Regions from separate parts of the Homo sapiens genome. Here all the other regions are linked to region 2. Evidence: chromatin loops called from intact Hi-C (ENCODE). Cell type or tissue: ascending aorta. All regions are shown on one strand. Each heading gives the region's core, and the rest is flanking DNA. Links, peaks and the distances in the headings are about the cores only. Region 1 has its middle 54 kb from the start of SCAF4. Region 2 has its middle 20 kb from the start of MIS18A. Region 3 has its middle 49 kb from the start of LINC00159.

Region 1 (6,492 bases), core at 794-5,793, 470 kb after region 2:
AGATAGATAGATAGATAGATAGATAAATGTAACTAATTCACTTAATCGGTGCTCTATTGCTCAACAGCTAGATTTTTCTTCCTGTTTCTTTACTGATAATGCAAACTGTTTATCCATCTTTGCACATTTTCCCAATATTTTTTTCAGAATAAATACCTAGGAGGTTGCTGTATCAAAAAAGAATGCTGTTTCCAGATTTTTGATACCGTAAGGGATGACTTGTTTTTTGATACCCTTAAGGGTGCAGTGCTGCAATCATAGTTCACTGTAGCCTTGAACTCCTGGACTCAAACAGTCCCCCTGCCTTAGCCTCCCTCTTGTCTCAGCCTCCAAAGTAGCTGGGACTACAGGCATGTGCCACCATGTTCAGTGAGTTGTTTTTTTTTAATTTTAGAGATGGGGTCTTGCTATGTTTCCCAAGCTGGTCTTGAACTCCCGGCTTCAAGAGGTCCCCCCTACCTCAGACTTCCAAAGTGCTGTGATTACAGGCATGAACTACCATACTCGGCCATAAGATGTCATTTCTAAATCTATTCTTAGAGGTCATAAACTTAAAAGTGATTTGAAGACCCAAAATTCTTAGAGCATGATAGAAACGATCGGCCATTGGTTTCTTGGATCCCACATAGATCAGTGAATCTTACATGGCCCATTATGAACCAGGGCAATGCCTCTTCCAAATGATGTGTCTCCCCAAAATCTGTGCTTCTGGCATTTTTTGGATCTGGAAAGAGTGGAAGTGGGTCAGCCTAAGTCAGTTACCACTATTAAAAAAAAAAAAAAAAAAACGCTAGGGCCGGGCATGGTGGCTCATGCCTGTAATACCAGCACTTTGGGAGGCCGAGGCCAACAGATCACTTGAGGTCAGGAATTTGAGATCAGCCTGGCCAACATGGCGAAACCCCCATCTGTACTAAACATACAAAAAAAATTAGCCGGGCGTGGTGACACGTGCCTGTAATTCTAGCTACTCAGGAAGCTGAGGCACGAGAATCACTTGCACCTGGGAGGCAGAGGTTGCAGTGAGCTGGGATTGCATCACTGCACTCCAGCCTGGGCAACAGAGAAAGACTCTGTCTCAAAAAAAAAAAAAAAAAAGTAAAACACTAAACACACACATTCACTCATGCACATCCACCCCCCAGCTTAGCATTTTACACGAAGGCCAGCATATAATGCCTGCACCCCCTTCTTCAACAGAGATAAGAAAAGCAACCCTTTGTCTCTATCTAGTGGACTCTCTTTCTCTTTTTTTTTTTTTTTCTTGAGACAGAGTTGCACTCTTGTTGCCCAGGCTGGAGTGCAATGGCGCAATCTCAGCTCACTGCAACCTCTGCCTCCCAGGTTCAAGCGATTCTCCTGCCTCTGCCTCCTGAGGAGCAGGGATTACAGGCACCTGCCACCACATCTGGCTAATTTTCTGTATTTTTAGTAGAGACGGGGTTTCACCATGTTGGCCAAGCTGGTCTCGAACTCCTGACCTCAGGTGATCCACCCACCTCAGCCTTGAAAAGTGCTGGGATTACAGGCGTGAGCCACCACACCCAGCCTAGTGGACTCTCTTTCTAGACCAAATATTGGAACCACCTATTTTATTGTTGTCTGAAATAGAATCCATAAATAGCATGACCACCACACATCCATGACAATGTGACTACAATAGAAGACGTCAGTAAGAAGTCAGATGCGTGCCTTGCATGTAAAATCCCTGTGAACAGGACCACTACCCGTGCATGCTGAACCCAGTGTGCTGCTTTGGCAACTCAGATCCCAGGGGCAGCGCTGTCATTGGTGAGGCAATTTTCAGAAATGGTAAGCAACTCTTGGGGAAGTTTCTGCAAAACAGAGGGATAGATTTCAATTTATGTGATAGTTATACAACTGGGAAATTCTGTGTGTATTAAAAGCACAGGAAAATAATGTGTGTTAGATACAAAATAGAGTTCAGGTCTGGCATTAGATTATTATCAACAGGTTTTTCACCTATATACATGACCAACAAGATACTCAAAACTAGCACAGGCTGGGAGAGAAGTTTTCATCATGAGGGAAAACCTCACACCTCACAGGGTGAATAAGCAATCCTGGCTCCCACCTACCATGTGCCAGATGTGTCCCCACTGGCTGTGATTACTAAGAAATGGCCACAGATTTGCACACCCTGGGAGGAGAGCTGCCCTCATTAAGCATCACTGCACAAATATTCTTCTGAAAATAGAATGCCCTGACCCAAACACTATGCTTCAAATGGAGAGTGATGGAAGGAGTGTGACGTAGAACATCTCAGAAATGCCAAGTTGGTTTTATCTCAAGTGCCATTGATCGCTAGAAGCTGACTGAAGTGGTGTGTTGAGAAAGTATCTAGAACTGCCTTTGGACTCAGTGAGGAAGATTGCCATCATCTATCAACCATGCCATCTGTGAGCACAGAGGAGGGAAGTGTGGCCTGCATGCCACCATGTTTGCTGGCCCAGAAGTGTAAACTCTCTTATCCTAGACACCTTTTGCCTATGTCTGCAGCTGAAAATTGAAATCACTTTTTGGCAGGAAAAAAAATGCAATTGACTCATATCAAGCTCCACTTTCCCACATTTGGCAAAACATTTCAGAAGTTAGAGCAAAGAGGAAAACATCGGGTTCAAATATTCAAAACCATACATATTTCACGGAACAAGAGGAACTCTTTGTGATAGAGAAATTAAAAAATAGAACTGCTTAGCAGATATATAAAGATGGTTTCTGTCAGGGAGAGTCTGGAAGAATTCATACACTGGCAGCTCCGAAATTCAAGGACAGAGTAAAGTCTTGCATTGAACCTTTTTCTTCCACAGCCTGCCCCCTGGTGGAGATGTTAATAAGCAGCAGACACACAAGACTGAATTTACCGAAGGAAAGGGGAAAATAAAGCCGCTGCCCCAAGACCTTCTGAAGTAATGGAGAAAAGAAGCTTTGACGATGATGGTGGTAGTGGTGGTGATGATGGTAATGATGATGATGGTGGTGGTGGTGGTGGTGGTAGTGGGGGGTGATGATAGTGGTTAGTACAATTTGGATTTGTGTCCCAACCGAAATCTCATCTTGAATTGTAGTTCCCATAATCCCCATATGTCGTGGGAGGGACCTGGTGGGAGGTAATTGAATCATGGGGGCAGTCACCCCCATGCTGCTGTTCTCGTGATAATGAGTGAATTTTCACGAGATCTGATGGTTTTATAAGGGGCTTTTCCCCCTTTGCTCGGCAATTCTTCCTGCCACCATGTGAAGAAGGATGTGTTTGCTTCCCCTCCACCATGATTGTAAGTTTCCTGAGGCCTCCCCAGCCATGCTGTACTATGAATCGATTAAACCTCTTTCCTTTGTAAATTGCCCAGTCTCGGGTATGTCTTAATTAGCAGCATGAGAATGGACTAATACAGTGGTGGTAGTGGTGGTGGTAGTGGTGGTGGTGGTGGTGGTGGTAGTTGGTGGGTGATAATGGTGGTGGCAGGGATGGTGATGATGATGGTGGTGGTGATGATGGTGGTGGTGGTGGTGATGGTAGTAGTCAGTGATGATGATGGTGGTGGTGGTGATGGTGATGGTGGTGGTGGTGGTGGTGATGGTGATGGTGGTGGTGATGGTGGTGATGGTGGTGGTGGTGATGACAGTGGTGGTGGTGATGGTGATGATGGTGGTGGTGATGGTGGTGGTGGTGGTGGTGGTGATGGTGGTGATGGTGGTGGTGGTGGTGGTGATGATGATGGCGGTGGTGGTGATGGTGGTGATGGTGGTGGTGGTGATGGTGGTGGTGATGGTGGTGGTGATGGTGGTGGTGATGGTGGTGGTGATNNNNNNNNNNGTGTGGTGTTGTTGTTGTGGTGGTGGTGGTGGTGGTGGTGGTGGTGGTGTTGGTGGTGGTGGTGGTGGTGGTGGTGGTGGTGGTGGTGGTGGTGGTGGTGGTGGTGGTGGTGGTGGTGGTGGTGGTGGTGGTGGTGGTGGTGGTGGTGGTGGTGGTGGTGGTGGTGGTGGTGGTGGTGGTTGTGGTGGTGGTGGTGGTGGTGGTGGTGGTGGTGGTGGTGGTGGTGGTGGTGGTGGTGGTGGTGGTGGTGGTGGTGGTGGTGGTGGTGATGGTGGTGGTGGTGGTGGTGGTGGTGGTGGTGGTGGTGGTGGTGGTGGTGGTGGTNNNNNNNNNNNNNNNNNNNNGTTGTTGTTGTTGTTGTTGGTGGTGTTTGTTGTGGTGGTGGTGGTGGTGGTGGTGGTGGTTGGTGGTGGTGGTGGTGGTGGTGTGTGGTGTTGATGATGGTGGTGGTGGTGATGGTAGTGGTGGTTGTTGATGGTGGTGGTGGTGATGGTGGTGGTGGTGGTGGTTGTTGGTGGTGTGGTGATGTTGGTGTTGGTGGTGGTTGTTGTGGTGATGTAATTGTTGCTATGGTTGTTGTTGTTGTTATTGTTGTTGTTGTTGATAATGGTGATGATGGTGTTGATGGTGGTGGTGATGATGGTGGTGATGGTGGTGGCGGTGATGGTGGTGGTGGTGGTGGTGATTAAATAGCTGCTAATGATGGTGATGGTGGTGGTGGTGGTGATGGTGATAATGGTGATGATGGTGATGATGGTGGTGGTGATGACGGTGGTGATGGTGGTGGCGGTGATGGTGGTGATGGTGATGGTGGTGATGGTGGTGGTGGTGGTGGTGATGATGATGGTGGTGGTGGCTGTGATTATGATGATGATGGTGATGGTGGTGGCGGTGATGGTGGTGATGGTGATGGTGGTGATGGTGGTGGTGGTGGTGGTGATGATGATGGTGGTGGTGGCTGTGATTATGATGATGATGGTGATGGTGGTGGCGGTGATGGTGGTGATGGTGATGGTGGTGGTGGTGGTGGTGATGATGGTGGTGGTGGCTGTGATTATGATGATGATGGTGATGGTGGTGGTGGTGGTGGTGATGGTGGTGGTGGCAGTGGCAGTAATAGCTAATATATATGTAGCATTTCTCTGTGCCGAGCTCTATTCTAAGTGCTTTACATACATTAATTTAATCCTGACAGCAATCTTATGAGTTTTACAATCCCCATTTACACGTAAGAAAATGAAGCACAGAGAGGTTATGTCACTTGCCCAAGGTAATACGGCTCATAAAGAGAGGCTCCCAATACCTTGCTCTAAAATATTTTGCTAATAGCTTTTTCCGAATTAGAGTTTCGTTAAAGTTCTCTTTCAAAGAAAAAGTATAACCTGGTGAGTTAAGACTATCAGTCATTCACACATGTGTATAAATGACCTTAATCAAACATTACTGCAAATACATAGGAGTTTTCATTGAAGATGGAAAGGGAGACATGGCACTGGAGGAGAAGCCTCTGAAGAAGGATAGTTTCGGGGGTGGGGGTGGAGGGGATTTTACAGTTGGAGGGGCTTACCAGAAGGCAGACACATCTGGGTCAGGAAGAGGATGTCTGAAGGTGAGCGGGTCCCAAACATGTGGGTTATTTGCCTTGCAGATTTTCCAAGAGACTGCCATTGGCATGTACAGACTTGGTTAATTTTTCCAAGACTACAGTGGATTCACTTTTTAAAAGGTGAATATAGCACTTCCCCAAGACCATGTATTAGTTAAAATAGTCATTTCAAATCATTATCATAATTGATTCAACTGCCTAGTAATTGCTGCTGCCTCCCCCAAATAAGCAAAACATGCATTTAGGAACAGGCTTAGAACATTCTATGTATTCACAAATTATGTTTTCACACAAGGAAGAGGGGAGTGATGGAGAGGGGAGAAAAAAAGGTTCAGGGGAAGTGGTCCTAGTGGGCTGCTGTTATTTCTCATGATTTCCTCTGCATTTGGTAGAGTAGATGCTCGATAAATATTTGATGATAACTGGAGGGAAGAGCACACAAAATAAGTCAGGGATATTCCTAAAGTAAGAAGTCTGATTCGACACTGGTGATGTTGATGGATAACTCATTTGTAGTCATATTTTGCGTGGATTTTTTCCCCAATATTCTTTTTTTTTTTTTTTTGAGACAGAGTTTCACTCTTGTTGTCCAGGCTAGAGTGCAATGACACAATCTCTGCTCACTGTAACCTCCGCCTCCCAGGTTCAAGTGATTCTCCTGCCTCAGCCTCCCGAGTAGCTGAGATTACAAGTACCCACTGCCATGCTGGCTAATTTTTTGTATTTTTGGTAGAGACAGGGTTTCACCATGTTGGCCAGGCTGGTCTCGAACTCCTGACCTCGGGTGATCTGCCTGCCTTGGCCTCCCAAAGTGCTGGGATTACAGACGTGAGCTACCGCACCTGGCCTTTTTCCCCAACATTCTAAAGTCACTGATTCTCTGAGTGGAGGGGGAACACTAACAGGTTGTGGCTATTTCTATTACAACCCATGTCATTGCTTATTTTTTAAAGCATTTTCTGTATTCATTTCTTGTATTCTGTAATCCCAAAGAGGTATGGTACACCAGCTCAATGATCTCATTAATGAAATTATGTCACTAGATGAA
Region 2 (6,492 bases), core at 988-5,987:
GTCACAACTGCTTCCCTAGGGATGGCTTTTCTTTTCTAAGATAGCACTTAACGATCATTTAGGAGGTGCGGAGCACTGTGCTTGGGGCTCCATGTATGTTACTACCTCATTCTCACAGAACCCTCTTCCGTAGGAAGCATCATACCCATTTTACACATGCAGAAACTGAGGCTCAGAGACTTTAAATTGCCTGAAGTCCCACTTGGCTAATAAGCAGACCTAGTGCCTTCCTTCTGTGCATGGCTGCCTTCTTCCCTCACTCTGAGCTTGTTTTTTAGCAGTAAAACACATAAAGGGACATTGCGTCAGTTAATATAGTATTAGCAATCTTAGCGTCTAGAAGGGTTTAGAAATCCTGAGCTTCTCTCTTTTTCTTCTGTAGAACACAGTGAACTCAGCATGAGTTCCTTTCCCTGCAGTTGTCCCTCCCTTGAGATTCTCTGGCTACCAGATCCCCCAGCCCCTCTTCTGCCCAGAGGTACTGTCTGGCCTCTCTTTCAAGCTCTCACCTCTCCGTGTGTCTTCTTGGCTGTGTCGTGTGCCACCTCCTTTGAGTCATTTATTTTACTTTATTGCGGTTATCATTGTTGGGCATTATATTTTACATTTGTTTGTTGGTTTAATGTCTGTCCTGCCATTGGAGTGTTAGCTCCACGAGGGCAGGGATTTTATCCATCTCATGGCCTGGGCCAAAAAGAATGCAGCCCCGTAATACGTGCTCATTCCATCTTCAATGGAACAAATGAATGTTGCTGCATCGAGCATCTGTTTACTCACATCTTCATTCTCTAACCACTCTATTGATTCTTTATCTTGACCCGCAAGCATACTTACGTCTCATCTTGGTGACAAAGAGCCCTCCCGTGGCCCAGGCACCTCGCTGAACTGCTCTCTTATTTTTAACCGCACTGACTTTGCCCACTCAACACTTCAACTCTGGGCTTTTGGTCCTCCAGGCATCTTGCTGAAACTACTCTCTTGAAGGCCGCCAGTGAGTTCCTACAAAGTGTTACTGTCTGTCTGAAATCCCTAAAATTTCCAACAATTTAAAATTGTTCTCCCCTTTAACATTTTCTTCTTGATTGCCCGCATTTCTGAGCGAGGCATAATGATGTATGCAGGGGCTGGATGCCATGGGGCCTGGGGTTTGTGGTAAAATGTCGGTAAAGTAACCACACAGCAAAAGGGATAGTATGGCCCTCATCTTAATCTCTGCTGATTATTTATGAATGGGCACGGGTGGGGGTTCATTATATCTGCACTTTTGAGTGTGTATGGTTTATTTTAGGTCGTCTCACTCTGTCGCCCAGGCTGGAGTGCAGTGGTGCCATCTCGGCTCACTGCAACCTTCGCCTCTGGGTTCAAGTGATTCTCCTGCCTCAGCCTTCCAAGTAGCTGGGAGTACAAGCATATGCCACCACGCCCGGCTAATTTTTGTGTTTTTAGTAGGGATGGGGTTTCCCATGTTGGCCAGGCTGGTCTCGAACTTATGACCTCAGGTGATCCTCCTGCCTTGGCCTCCCAAAGTGCTGGGATTATAGGCATGAGCCACTGCACCTGGCCTGTGTATTGTTTGAAAATTTTTATGAAACCAAAAACAAACAAGTTTGCTTTCATCCTTGGGCATTGATGGCGTCCGACTTGCCCAGTGGCCTCCTGCCTCCTTGCTGCTGCTTTGCCGGAGTTCACCTTCCTCCTGCTTCTCCCGGGCTCTGCCTTTGCCCTCCTTTCTCTCTCTGCAGTCTCTCTTGGCTACTTCCGCCCTGCCAGGATTTCAGTGATCATTCCTGTGTCTCTAATTCCCACAGCCCTCAATTGTCTCCCCGGGTCCCTGGTCCTGAGTTTCTAATGATCTGCCGACATCCCCTGGATATGCCCTGTGTACTCTCTGTCTCACACCTGACCCTTTTGTATATATACAGTTCTTACTTGTCCTTCAAGATCTTGCTTGAGTGCCACTTCCTCCAGGAAGCCCTTGCTGATTTCTCAGTCAGATGTCATTTCTCCCACTTCATTATTCTTAAATGACTTCAGCATGGTCTGACCTTATTACTTAGATTTTGTATTCTAGTTTTGTGGGAACTGTTCCTGGAATACTAGGGTTGTGTTTTCCAGAGATCCAACATGTTGTGGGACCTTGTACACTGGAGGCAATTCATACTTTGTAGACCAGTTATGATGGTAAATGGAAAAATCTGAAAAAAAAAAAGCTGAGAAAAATGGTTCCACCAAAGTATTCAAAATTGCTTTTCATATTTCAGAATTGACATATAAGAGTAAAAAGAAAGTAACCCAAACTGCAGTGGTGCTGTGGGGCTAGCATAAAATGTTAATCAGGTAAATAGGAACTCAAAGGAAATTTACCAAATTGAGCTCATTTACATGTGTAATTACCCATCTGTGATCATTCTACTGTTCTATTTATTCTGTCTTTCTCCTCCCACACTGGGTTAAAAATACTTTGTATTAAAGATTTTCTTCATAACCAAATACAATGAATTCTTGGGATTGGGGGTGGGGTGGGGTGTGAATGCCACTCTGACACTGGAAACAAGATGCCGGAGTGGGCCTCAGTGCGCGCTGTCTGGGTGCAAGGGAGAAGCCCGGCAGATACACATTAACGCCACCTTCAGACAGGCACATCCCAAGAGGAGACTTGGAGGCAATGGCATTGAAAACCACCTGCTGCTTTCAGTGATCAAGAAAGAAACCTGTGGCTTTCATGAATGCGGAATCCATAAGACACAGTCAGATGCCGTCCTGGAATGGTTGCTTCCTGAAGTAGGAAGGTCCAGAGTAGGCTAGGAAGGTGTCAGGGAGTGGGCTGTCTCCTCACAGGATACTCTTTCTTAGGGGGAAATGATGACCTTGAGCTGAGGTAAGGAGGCCCTTGAGCTTGAAGATGCGAAAGAAAAGTGGCTCCCCAGCCTTCTCAGTGCTTGGGTGTGGGAAAGAATTGTAACCCCTGGGAGGCCAAGGCGAGGCAGAGAATGCCCTCCAGAGGCCTGCGGTCTTGGAGCGAGGAGGCCCTGACAGAGGAGACCTGGCCAACCCTTCCCTCGAGCCCCTGGCCACTCTCAGGGTGGGCATTGCCTGAGGCTTATCAGAAATGCAGACCCTGGCTGGGCACGGTGGCTCCCACCTGAAATCCTGGCACTTTGGGAGGCCGAGGCAGGAGGATCGCTTGAGTCTAGGAGTTCGAGACTGGCCTGGGCGACATAGCAAGACCAGCAAGACTCTACGAAAAAATTAAAAAGTTAGCAGTGGTAGCGTGCACTTGCAGTCCCAGCCACCCTGGAGGCTGAAGTGAGAGGACTGCTTGAGCCTGGGAGGTCGAGGCTGCAGTGAGCTGTTATCTTACCACTGCACTCCGTCCTGGGCAACAGGCCTATCTCTAAGTAAGTAAGTAAGTAAGTAAATAAATAAATAAATAAATAAATAAATAAATAAATAAATAAAATGCAGACCCTCACGCCTCATCCAGGCCCGCTGAACCAAACCTGTGCTGCTGCAACAAGATGCTAGGTGGTCCCCAGGCACGTTCAAGTGTGACACGAGCTGACTTAGGGGACAGTTCTTCCCGGCTTTCTTGAATAAAATGGTTCTTTTATATGTTGGTGCGTTTTGGTGTGATTACTAATTTTGCTGAGTACCGTAGTCATTTTTTCAGTGTCACTGTTTGACATGCTGTAAAGTAGGTTAGTATCACTCTCAGGCTGTGAGTCGGACTTTTTGTTTTGTTTCCCCAATCAGGCCACAAGGGGCCGCATTTCACCATGTAAACATTCATCGTGTCCAGCCTGTTCACAACCACAGTGGGAAACTCAGTAGCTGCAGGAGGCCCTGTCCAACAGGAAGGTTGCCTCATTGCAACCTGACTTTATCCCTTCACTCCTGTAACCAACATTCTTAATTAAAATAAAATAATAGTCAAGGCCCCCCGTCCCCGATGCAGCCCCCATCAGACTGCTAACAGCTTTTTCGGTATTCGTCCCTAAAATTGCTTACATCTACACTTGCACAGGATTTTCCCCAAGGCACTAGCATTCTACACTGGAAGTTAATTATGTTTTCTCTTTCAGTCGTTTTCTGTTTTCATGACTCAGATTTGTTACTAAATCCCCTCCCCCAATGCTTTCTGAGTCCTTAATGCTGTGTTTGCCAGCTCAGTTTGGAGTTGCCGGCTGAGAGGTGGCAGTCTTCCGGAATAAGGACATTTCTGATCACCTTGCTAATGTGTCTGACTCACACGAGACTTGGCAGGAACCCTCTATCTGTATTAATGCTATAGATTCCTTTGGAAAGATTAAGGAACAGTGCTATCTTGTTATGGGTCAAGACATCCAAAGCACATTATTTAGACGACAACATTGTCCAAAGCTTTAAAGTGAACTCAGGCAACTACATTTTATGCCAGACTTCCATTTGCTGAAACAGATTAAAAAAATACTCGTGCATTAAGTGATTATGCAGAGGCAAAGTGGTAGTTCTGTGAGGTTCCAGCACACTGGGAGTCCTGGAGCCTTGGGGTGTGTGTCCTACGGAGCCTCCAACAACTGGAGCAATTTCACATCCCTGGCGTCCATCTCCCAGGCTAGGTTTCCTCATCTGTAGAAAGAAGGGGTTGGATTAGGATGCTCCGTAGGTTTCCTTTTAAAAGTAATCTAAAAAAGCAATCAGAAATGTTTTGTTATTTTAATTAGGTATTGATTTGAAATGGAAACCTCGATTGATAGCTGATAGAGGCTCATCTAAGGCATTTGTAATCTGATGGACATAGACAATATTCTGCCCATTAGAGAACCAAGACCACAAAAGAAGCTTAGAATAGAAGAGCCGCCCACATTTGCTGCTGCTGTGTAATGAACAGTTGTAGGTGGCACCAGGTGCATGTCTTGAAGAAATTCTTGAATCAGCTCATGGAATTCTGAACTGGATTAAAACATGGGCACGTGAACATTTTATTTAACAGCATCTCTGGCTGCCAACATTTCACCAAGAATCTTCATTATTAAAGTGCACTGGTTATTCCTTTTGCCATCATTTGAGTTACTCTCTGTGAAGAAGACAGATGTCTTGCTATAGTCATTTCACTTGCTCAAGTTCCCCTGTCCTCTCTCCTCAATCGCTATGTCCCCCTTAGCGAAGCCATAACCAGTCGAAACTTAAGTGAGTCAGCTTTGGATGTCAGCCATAGAGCAGGCGAGCCAAGTCCCGTGATGCCAGCCCCTGGACAGAGTTTCCAAGGCAACAACTGCTGTGTTTCTCTCCACTCTGAAGGAAAACCTGGGAGAATCCAGTCCTGATGTGGCTGTTAAGGGAGCCAGGGTGGGGGAAAACAATCTGTGAATGAGCAGACTTTCGTTCTAGCCTGTTTTTTTTTCCTCTGTAAGAATGAGTCTTATTCACATGCATTTTTCTGTAGCTCTGAAATGAGGATTTGAATTGAACTGTTTGAGATGGGTGGTTAAAAGAAAATATACACAGATCATCAGTCTGAGAAGCACTAGATGATCATGCAGATTAAGAAGTAATAAAGTCAGAATTCTCACAGGAACAAGAGATCATTTTTGTCACTGAGTACAAGAAAGATTAGCATGAGCCAAGACACAGAGGCCGAAAAAGGGGCAAGGGACAGTCCCCACTGAGAACAGCTTCCATCTTCAATGTTTTTCTCATCATTAGTAGGACTATAAAAATTATTGTCCAAATCAGGGCACATTCGCGAAACAGGGAATGTCTAATAATTAAGTCGGGATGACAGATGTCAATTGTCCCGGGAAAACCAGCACACGTGTCACCGTACTTTTTATGCCTCCCGGTAGAGAGCCATTGAACAAAGGTGGCCTTAGCTACCGGAGTGTGACAGCCACGAGGCTCAAGTGAGAGAGGAGGATGCCAAGTCATCCGATGAAACTGAGTCGGGTGGGAATGGAATAGAGAAATGAAAGAAATGTGGACAGGTTTGAACAGCAGCTCAGGGAAATTTGATGATAGATCAAGCAGAAATAGATTAAAAAGACTTCGAGGCAGTGGTACTCTCTGAGGGAGCACAATTTGGGGTGGCCCAGTCAATGGTTTTGTGATTTTGTCCAGTAAAGAGTAGAGTAATTCTCTTTAGGTTTGAGCAGCAATACACGAGGTTTCTGGGGAGAACAATCCCAACATAGTAGACATCAAAAAAATGTTTAATAATGAATCTTCTGTTTCCTGAAGAAATTCGCTAAAAGTAGACATCAGTAAGCTTGTGAAACACATTTATGGTTATCCTCAAAGAAGTCAACTGAGTTTACCATCCATAGCCAGTTAGGGATGAGATAAAATAGATGGAAATGGCTGAACTTTTACACTATTAAATGTACTTACCCCAGGCGTAAACACGTTTGTTCTTTTTTTTTTTTTTGGGACAGAGTCTCGCTCTGTCACCCAGGCTGGAGTGCGGTGGCACGTTCTTGGCTCTCTGCAAGCTCTGCGTCCCAGGTTTACTCCATT
Region 3 (6,492 bases), core at 835-5,834, 120 kb after region 2:
TAGGCAGCTTGTGTTAATCAGCTCAGTTAGACCCTCTGCCTTATCGCAAGGACAGAGGCCTTTCTGTATTCCGGGTCCTTGCCCTCGTGTACTGGAAAAATCAGATCACACGTGGGCTTGGAGGATTAGTGCAAGGTTTTATTGAGTGGAGGAAGTAGCTCTCAGCAGATGGATGGGGATCCAGAAGGGGGTTGGGGTGGAAAGGTGGTCTTTCCCTGGAGTGGGCCGCTCAGCAGCCGGACTCTCCTCTGACTGCCCCTGACTGAATTCCATGTTGTCCTGCTGTCAGTGGCCTGCCAGTGTCTGCTGGTGTCCGTTGCGTGATCTTCTGCTTCTCTCAACGTCCAGCTGCTTGTGTCTGTGCCCGCTAGGGTCTCAGGGTTTTTATGGGCACAGGATCGGGGGTGAAGTGGTTAGGAGTAGTCTTGGACAATGCAACATTTGGGCGTGGAAACAGGAGTGCTGGTTATCACTTAGGTCCATGGGCACAAGACCGAGGGTGGAGCCCTCACCAGGAGCCCTGCCCTTCTCTACCCAGCACTTCCCTGCCCCCCTCCCGTATCAAAACCACCACCATCTCTTGCTTGGGCTTCTCAAGAGTCTCCTCACTGGTCTTGGCCCACTCCCATCTCCTTCACAGCCGGACTGAGCTGCTGGAAACTTTCATCTCATTGGGCCACCCCTCTGCATAAAACACTTGGCTTCCCCATGTCCTAAGGACAGAGATTAAAATTCCCTTCCTTGCTTTCTGCCTGTAGTCGATCCTTGAAAGCTTCCACATCCTTCCTGCTTTGGGGGTCTCCCTACGGGCTGTTTTCTCTAACTGGAAAGCCCCTTTTCCTATTAGACCTCAGGGCTCAGTCTCAAGCTCACTCTCTTCCTCTTCACATGAGGCCATTACCTGCCATCACCTGTCACACCACCTGCACTCTGCCTTCTCAGCCTTTATTACAGATTATAATGCAGTTGGTGTTGGTATTTGCTTCCTGACTATTTCCCCTGCTGTAAGCTGCATGAAATCAGGGTTTGTGTCTATTTGCCCATCATTATCCCAGCACCTAGCTCACTGTTAGTGCCTAGTAAGCACTCCTAAGTAACTGTTGAGAGAATGACAAAACAGGAAAGCAAGCCTCCATTGTATCAGATTTTGGGAGTTGCAATTTAGCCCTTAGGCAAATCTAACAGAATTCTAGACAGGATGTAGTCTATGTTAGTTTCCTGTGGCTCCCGTGACAAATTACCTCATGCTGTGTGGCTTAAACAAGAGATATTTATTCTCTGACGGTTTTGGAGGCCAGAAATCTGAAGTCAAGGTGTTGTCAGGGCCACACTCCCTACAGGGTCTTTAGGGGATAATCTGTTCCCTGCCTCTCCCAGCTCCTTAGGGGCTGCTGGCTTCCCTTGGGTTGTGGCCGCATCACTCCAATCTCTACCTCCATCTTCAAATCACCTTTTCCTCTTATTTTGTGTCAAATCTCCCTCCCTGTATAAGTGCCTTGTAAGGACATTGTGTTGCATTCAGGACCCACCCAGATAACCCAGGATGATTTCCTCATTAAAATCTTTAACTTAATTACATCTGCAAAGACCTTTTATCCAAATAAGGCCATATCCACAAGTTCTAGGGATTAGGATGTGGGCATATCTCTGGGGGGCCATTTCTCCCCACCACGGGATTGTAAGACTAGACTTGGTCCAATAGGAGCTGTTTGGGGAAACTCAGGATGAGAACCTCTGCAAAACAGGAGAGAATGGATTGCAGTTAGGCTGTGAGTAATCACGGAGGAGAAACAACCCAGTGATGCTTCCCACCGGGGTCAAGGCAGACACCATCATTGTCCCCTTCCTACTCTTGCCTTCTTTGCCCGCAAACAAAGATCATTTCTGCTGGCACAGGGTTTGGATGAGAGCCAGATCTCACCCAACTGTTGAAATTCATGGCTGACGAATCAGTGGAAAACAGCCAGAACCTAGGGCTCGCATCTACTGCACAACGTTGGGAACAATGCTTCATCTCAGTTAGCCTCAGTTTCCCCAATTATAAATCAAAAGAGGGTGATGCGTCATAGTTACTTCTTCCCAAAGGAGCCATTGGAATGGTTTTGTTGTCATTTTTCCTGTGTCTTGGGACAATCGTGCTGATATAAAGCATCATTATATTTACCAAGTATGTTCCTTGCAAGAACTTGTTCTTCTTGCTCTTCTTACAGCTGTGGAGTCTCCATCTGCTTTTCAAAGTAACAAAAATCCTCCCCCAGACCTCTGGATCACCACACACCTGTGTCTCTGCACTTCTCAGGTGCTGCCCTCCTCCGATTTTCCCTTTTACTGCACCAGAGGCCACCAGCTATTTTAAACCACACTTAGAAACTGGTCCTTTGTGGCAAGTGCTGTAGAGAGTGTCTTTAAAAAGGTATAGGTTTCTAAAAAAAAAAATAAAAAGTACACAAACACGGAGGGTGGGCCAGAAATAAATGCTACTGTATATTTAGAAGCTGAATGCTTTCATTCTTAGATAATGAGTCTAATTCAGTTTCTATAAACCACAGTCGTGCTTCCGTGGTCTCAGTTCCACTGAGCATCTTGTACTTCGAAGCAGCCTTCTGAAATGGCAAGGCTATTTATGAGGGAGCATTGGTGTGAGTTTCTGTTTTTGGCAAAGGGTAAAAATAAGGAATGTTCTTCTGAGTGGGCTGCTCTGAGAATCCAGCTTGGCCGCTTGGTCGGCGCTGGGCACATGTGCACGACATATGTCATTCTTGCCTCTGAATAGAGGGTATGAATCACTCTGCCTGGCTCTACCCAGTGGGGATTTTTAGATCGTGCTTCTTCTCCAACATGCAAAGCAGCGTTTGATTTTCTGAGAGGGAAGTGATGAATATTTTTCTCTGTAAAATATGAACGGTGAATGTAGTCAGTACCCACTGTGAAGGCTTAGAGAAAACAAACTAAAAGATGACCATCAGACAACTTCCCCTCTGCAGGGAGCTTCCAGATTCCTTTCCTGCGGGCTGCGGGAGGCTGGCAGCCTCTTGAGAGGGTGAGGTCATTTCTTCAATCAACAAACGTTTTGGGAAGCCCCCTATGTGCCAGGTACTCCTGCAGGCACTGGGGAAATGCTGGGGTCATGTAGAAACCGGAGCAAGCTGGGGTACATAGTGTGTGCTTGCTTTTAATGAAGTGAGTCACTCCTAGCTCCTTGAAAATCAGAATCCTAGCAGTAAACTGTTTGATGATGATCAAGTTCAAGTCCAGCAGCAGTGTTTGGGCCATTACAAGCACCTCACTCCCTCACGCCCTCTCCAGAGGGCCAGGTTACACTTTGGGAACCCCAAGTCTTTTCTAGAGGGATGAAATGATTCCGGGGAAGTTAGACTGAACTGAATCCAGTACCTGCTGGAACCCCATTTCTCCAGAAATCCTCCAAGTTTGAGCTCGAAGCTACTTAATCCTCTGGGGGTGACTGTGGGGTGTTTGAGATTTCAGTGGACACCTGAGGTGCCAAAGCTTCAACTTGCCGTGGAAATCTGAGTGTGATTTTAAGTGGTGAGACCCTTGGGCACTGGGGAAAAGAAAAAAGTGGGTTGGTCTGAACAGTCCCAAAACGAAAGGCAGGGGGAGGTCTCGGACAGATGTGCCATGGCCTGCTCCCTCCCTCTGAGGCCTGAAATGTGTGAGGCTTTTGGGTTTGTGCCTGCAGGGAGCGGGGAGTGAGATGTGGCCAACAGCCCACACAGACAATGCCAGAGGGAGATGGATGCTGGAGAGGAGGTGGGGAGAGGAGAAGAGGCCCAGAGACTCTTCCTGTGTTTATGTGATAATTTCACTCCATTACATTGAGATCACAAAAGAGGAATAATGTGTAGACAGGGACTGGGCAGATGGAAGAAATGCCGGCTCAGAGAGGGGATGGGGAGGGAAGGAAGAGGCTCGGAGGGCAGGAGGGAGCTAAGCGAGGAGGAGCCCTGGGAGGATTTGTGGCTGCTGCCCACTGTCCCCAGGGATCCCGCATGTCCTGGGGGCCATGGTGGCAGGTGGAAAGGGAGACTCCAGGGAAATGCTAATAGAGACACTGGCCCACAAACCAGCATCTCCTGTTGCGTGGCAAGGTCCCCTGCACTCACAGAATGTTTTGTTTGTTTGTTTGTTTTTGCTTGTTTTGAGATGGAGTCTCGCTCTGTCGCCCAGGCTGGAGTGCAGTGGCGCAATCTCAGCTCACTGCAACCTCCGCCTCCCGGGTTCACGCTACTGTCCTGCCTCAGCCTCCTGAGTAGCTGGGATTACAGGTGCACACCACCATGCCTGGCTAATTTTTGTATTTTTAGTAGAGGCGGGGTTTTACCTTGTTGGTCAGACTGGTCTTGAACTCCTGATCTCAGGTGATCCACCTGCCTCGACCTCCCAAAGTGCTGGGATTACAGATCGTGAACCACTGCGCCCGGCCATTCAGATATTTTTAACACAGCCCTGCCACCTTCTCCCTAGTGCTCGTTCTCCATCCTTGTCTCAACTGCAAGCTTCACTACAACCCAGGCTCACTAAGACAATGAAAAATCAAAGATGTTTCATGAAAATGGTAATCAGTTAAGTTTTTCCATCTTTGGAATGGGTCATGAGCTGAGGCCCAGTCTGAAGGTGGGAAGCCCGAGCTCTCTTCCCAGGGAGGGTGGCTCTGCACCCCTCTGTCTGCAGGAGATCCCTGCCAGGATCCCTTATCTCTGCTGTCACATCCTGCTTTTCAGCTCCCTCCCAGAATGGCCTCATCCCTCAGGGTCCTGTGGAATTTTCTAGAACATAATAGGCAGATGGCCAAAACCCAAGTGGGCGTTTCTCCAAGCACAGACTGGAAAGACCCCATGCCAACGTCTCTTCTTTTTCTACTCAGGAATTTGTTAGGTCTGATTAGGGTCCGAGCTGCCTTCCCAAGGGCACCTTCCAGAGCGGTGGTTTTCCCACTAAATTCCTCGTTCCCTCTTCTCCGTCTAGAACCCACCAACGCTGCCTCAAGGAAGGCACAGATAGGCTCAGGATCCAGGGGAAATCCTCTCGCTGCCTGCAGGCTGGACCGACTCTGAGTAGGGATTTCTAGACTGGCCCCTTCCTTCTGTCTTGGGCATTAGGGAAGTCGGAGATGTTTGTCTGTTTGTTTGTTTGTTTGTTTGTTTGTTTTTGACAGAGTCTTACTCTGTTGTCCACGCTGGAGTGCAGTGGCGTGATCTTGGCTCACTGCAACCTCCACCTCCTGGGTTCAAGCGATTCTCATGCCTCAGCCTCCCAAGTAGCTGGGATTACAGGCACCCACCACCACGTCCCACTAATTTTTGTATTTTTAGTAGAGACAGGGTTTCGCCAAGTTGGCCAGGCTGGTCTTGAACTCCTGGCATCAACTGATCTGCCCACCATGGCCTCCCAAAGTGCTGGGATTACAGGCGTGAGCAGTGCCGTTTTTAGACTAGACTGTCCAGCTGGGAGCTTAGGGGTGACAGGAGAATCAAACTGCAAAGGCTTTCCCAGTGAAACCCTACCTGTGTTTACACACAGCTTCCCATAAATATGTCCCCATTTGTTTAAGACAGGAAGTAGTTAATTCTCCTTACTGCCAAGAAATTAAACATCAAAATAGAAAGAAAAGAAAAGAAATGTAAGCACCAGGCACACACTGCCTTTTCTGACTTCACTTGTATTATTAGGGGTGCAGCATACAGTGTATTCATAGCTTAAGTGTATTCTTAAATGCCCACTTTTAATTTCATGTTAAATTTGCTTCATGAAGAAGGTCTGGGTGACTGGGTCTGCCTCTTCCATGGCAGCCAGTCTTCTCTTTCTGGAAGGGTCTGGAATAATCTTTCTCATGATGCAAATACTTCAGAGGCAACACAGTGCACTTAAGGAAAGAGCCCCGTTTTTGGGAGTCAGAAAGATTTAGGCATGACTCTTAGTTCAATTCTGTGTTCTTTGGCAAGTTATTTAATCTCTCTGAGCCTCATTTTTCTCCTCTGTACAATGGCCCAACCTAACTCCATTGGCTACTAGCTGTGTGACTTCGGGATAGTTACTTAACCTCTCTGGGACTTAGTTTTCTTTTATTTGTGAGATGGGAGACACAGTGACACCTATCTCAGAATTGTTGCTGATATTAACTAAGTCATTTGCATAAAGTGATTAGCACAACAGCCCTGGCACTAGCATAGTGTGAGGATTTGCAACGAGGATGATGATGGGTTGTGTGAGGCCTTCGTGACATGCACCTGGTACATGGTAGGTACTTGCCCAACCCTCATCCCTCCCCACTCCTCCCAGCCGCCTCAATTTCTCTTTGTGGTTCTCACCCGTGAAAGGTTCTCAGGTGCCTCTTCAGGGCAGTCCTTACACCTCCAGTCTTTCTCTTTGTTGACCTGTCTTGTGATTTTTGCTCTGCTCTAAAACCGTGTGTCTGCACTGACCTCAATATCGCCTGTCAGCTTGGAGTGTTGTCTTTGGGCTGAGGCTGAC

Evidence for each region. A loop is a pair of places that touch in the nucleus more often than their neighbours do. Peaks named below come from ENCODE experiments on the same cell type or tissue, not always from the same donor. Only the 100,000 strongest peaks of a DNase experiment are listed, where the experiment ranks them.
Region 1: a loop joins it to region 2, with 6 times the contacts of the local background. A loop is called at or near these places in 85 of 110 quality-filtered maps.
Region 3: a loop joins it to region 2, with 2.9 times the contacts of the local background. A loop is called at or near these places in 7 of 110 quality-filtered maps.

What each region holds. Positions count from the first base shown.
Region 1 is chr21:31,782,413-31,788,904 of GRCh38, reverse strand. No RefSeq gene overlaps it. Among named protein-coding and RNA genes, the nearest start is that of SCAF4, 54 kb to the right of the region's middle. In ascending aorta, for the core only: a CTCF peak has its summit at 2,857 (motif pointing left); a DNase peak (open chromatin) is centred at 2,834.
Region 2 is chr21:32,255,802-32,262,293 of GRCh38, reverse strand. It overlaps a transcript of MIS18A not described here. Among named protein-coding and RNA genes, the nearest start is that of MIS18A, 20 kb to the left of the region's middle. In ascending aorta, for the core only: a CTCF peak has its summit at 3,759 (motif pointing right); DNase peaks (open chromatin) are centred at 3,783 and 5,223; H3K4me3 peaks cover 355 bases; H3K27ac peaks cover 1,678 bases.
Region 3 is chr21:32,132,138-32,138,629 of GRCh38, reverse strand. No RefSeq gene overlaps it. Among named protein-coding and RNA genes, the nearest start is that of LINC00159, 49 kb to the right of the region's middle. RefSeq lists enhancers at 2,337-2,596, 3,147-3,196, 3,975-4,476. In ascending aorta, for the core only: no CTCF peak of the experiment used is centred there; a DNase peak (open chromatin) is centred at 2,729; H3K4me3 peaks cover 769 bases; H3K27ac peaks cover 1,149 bases.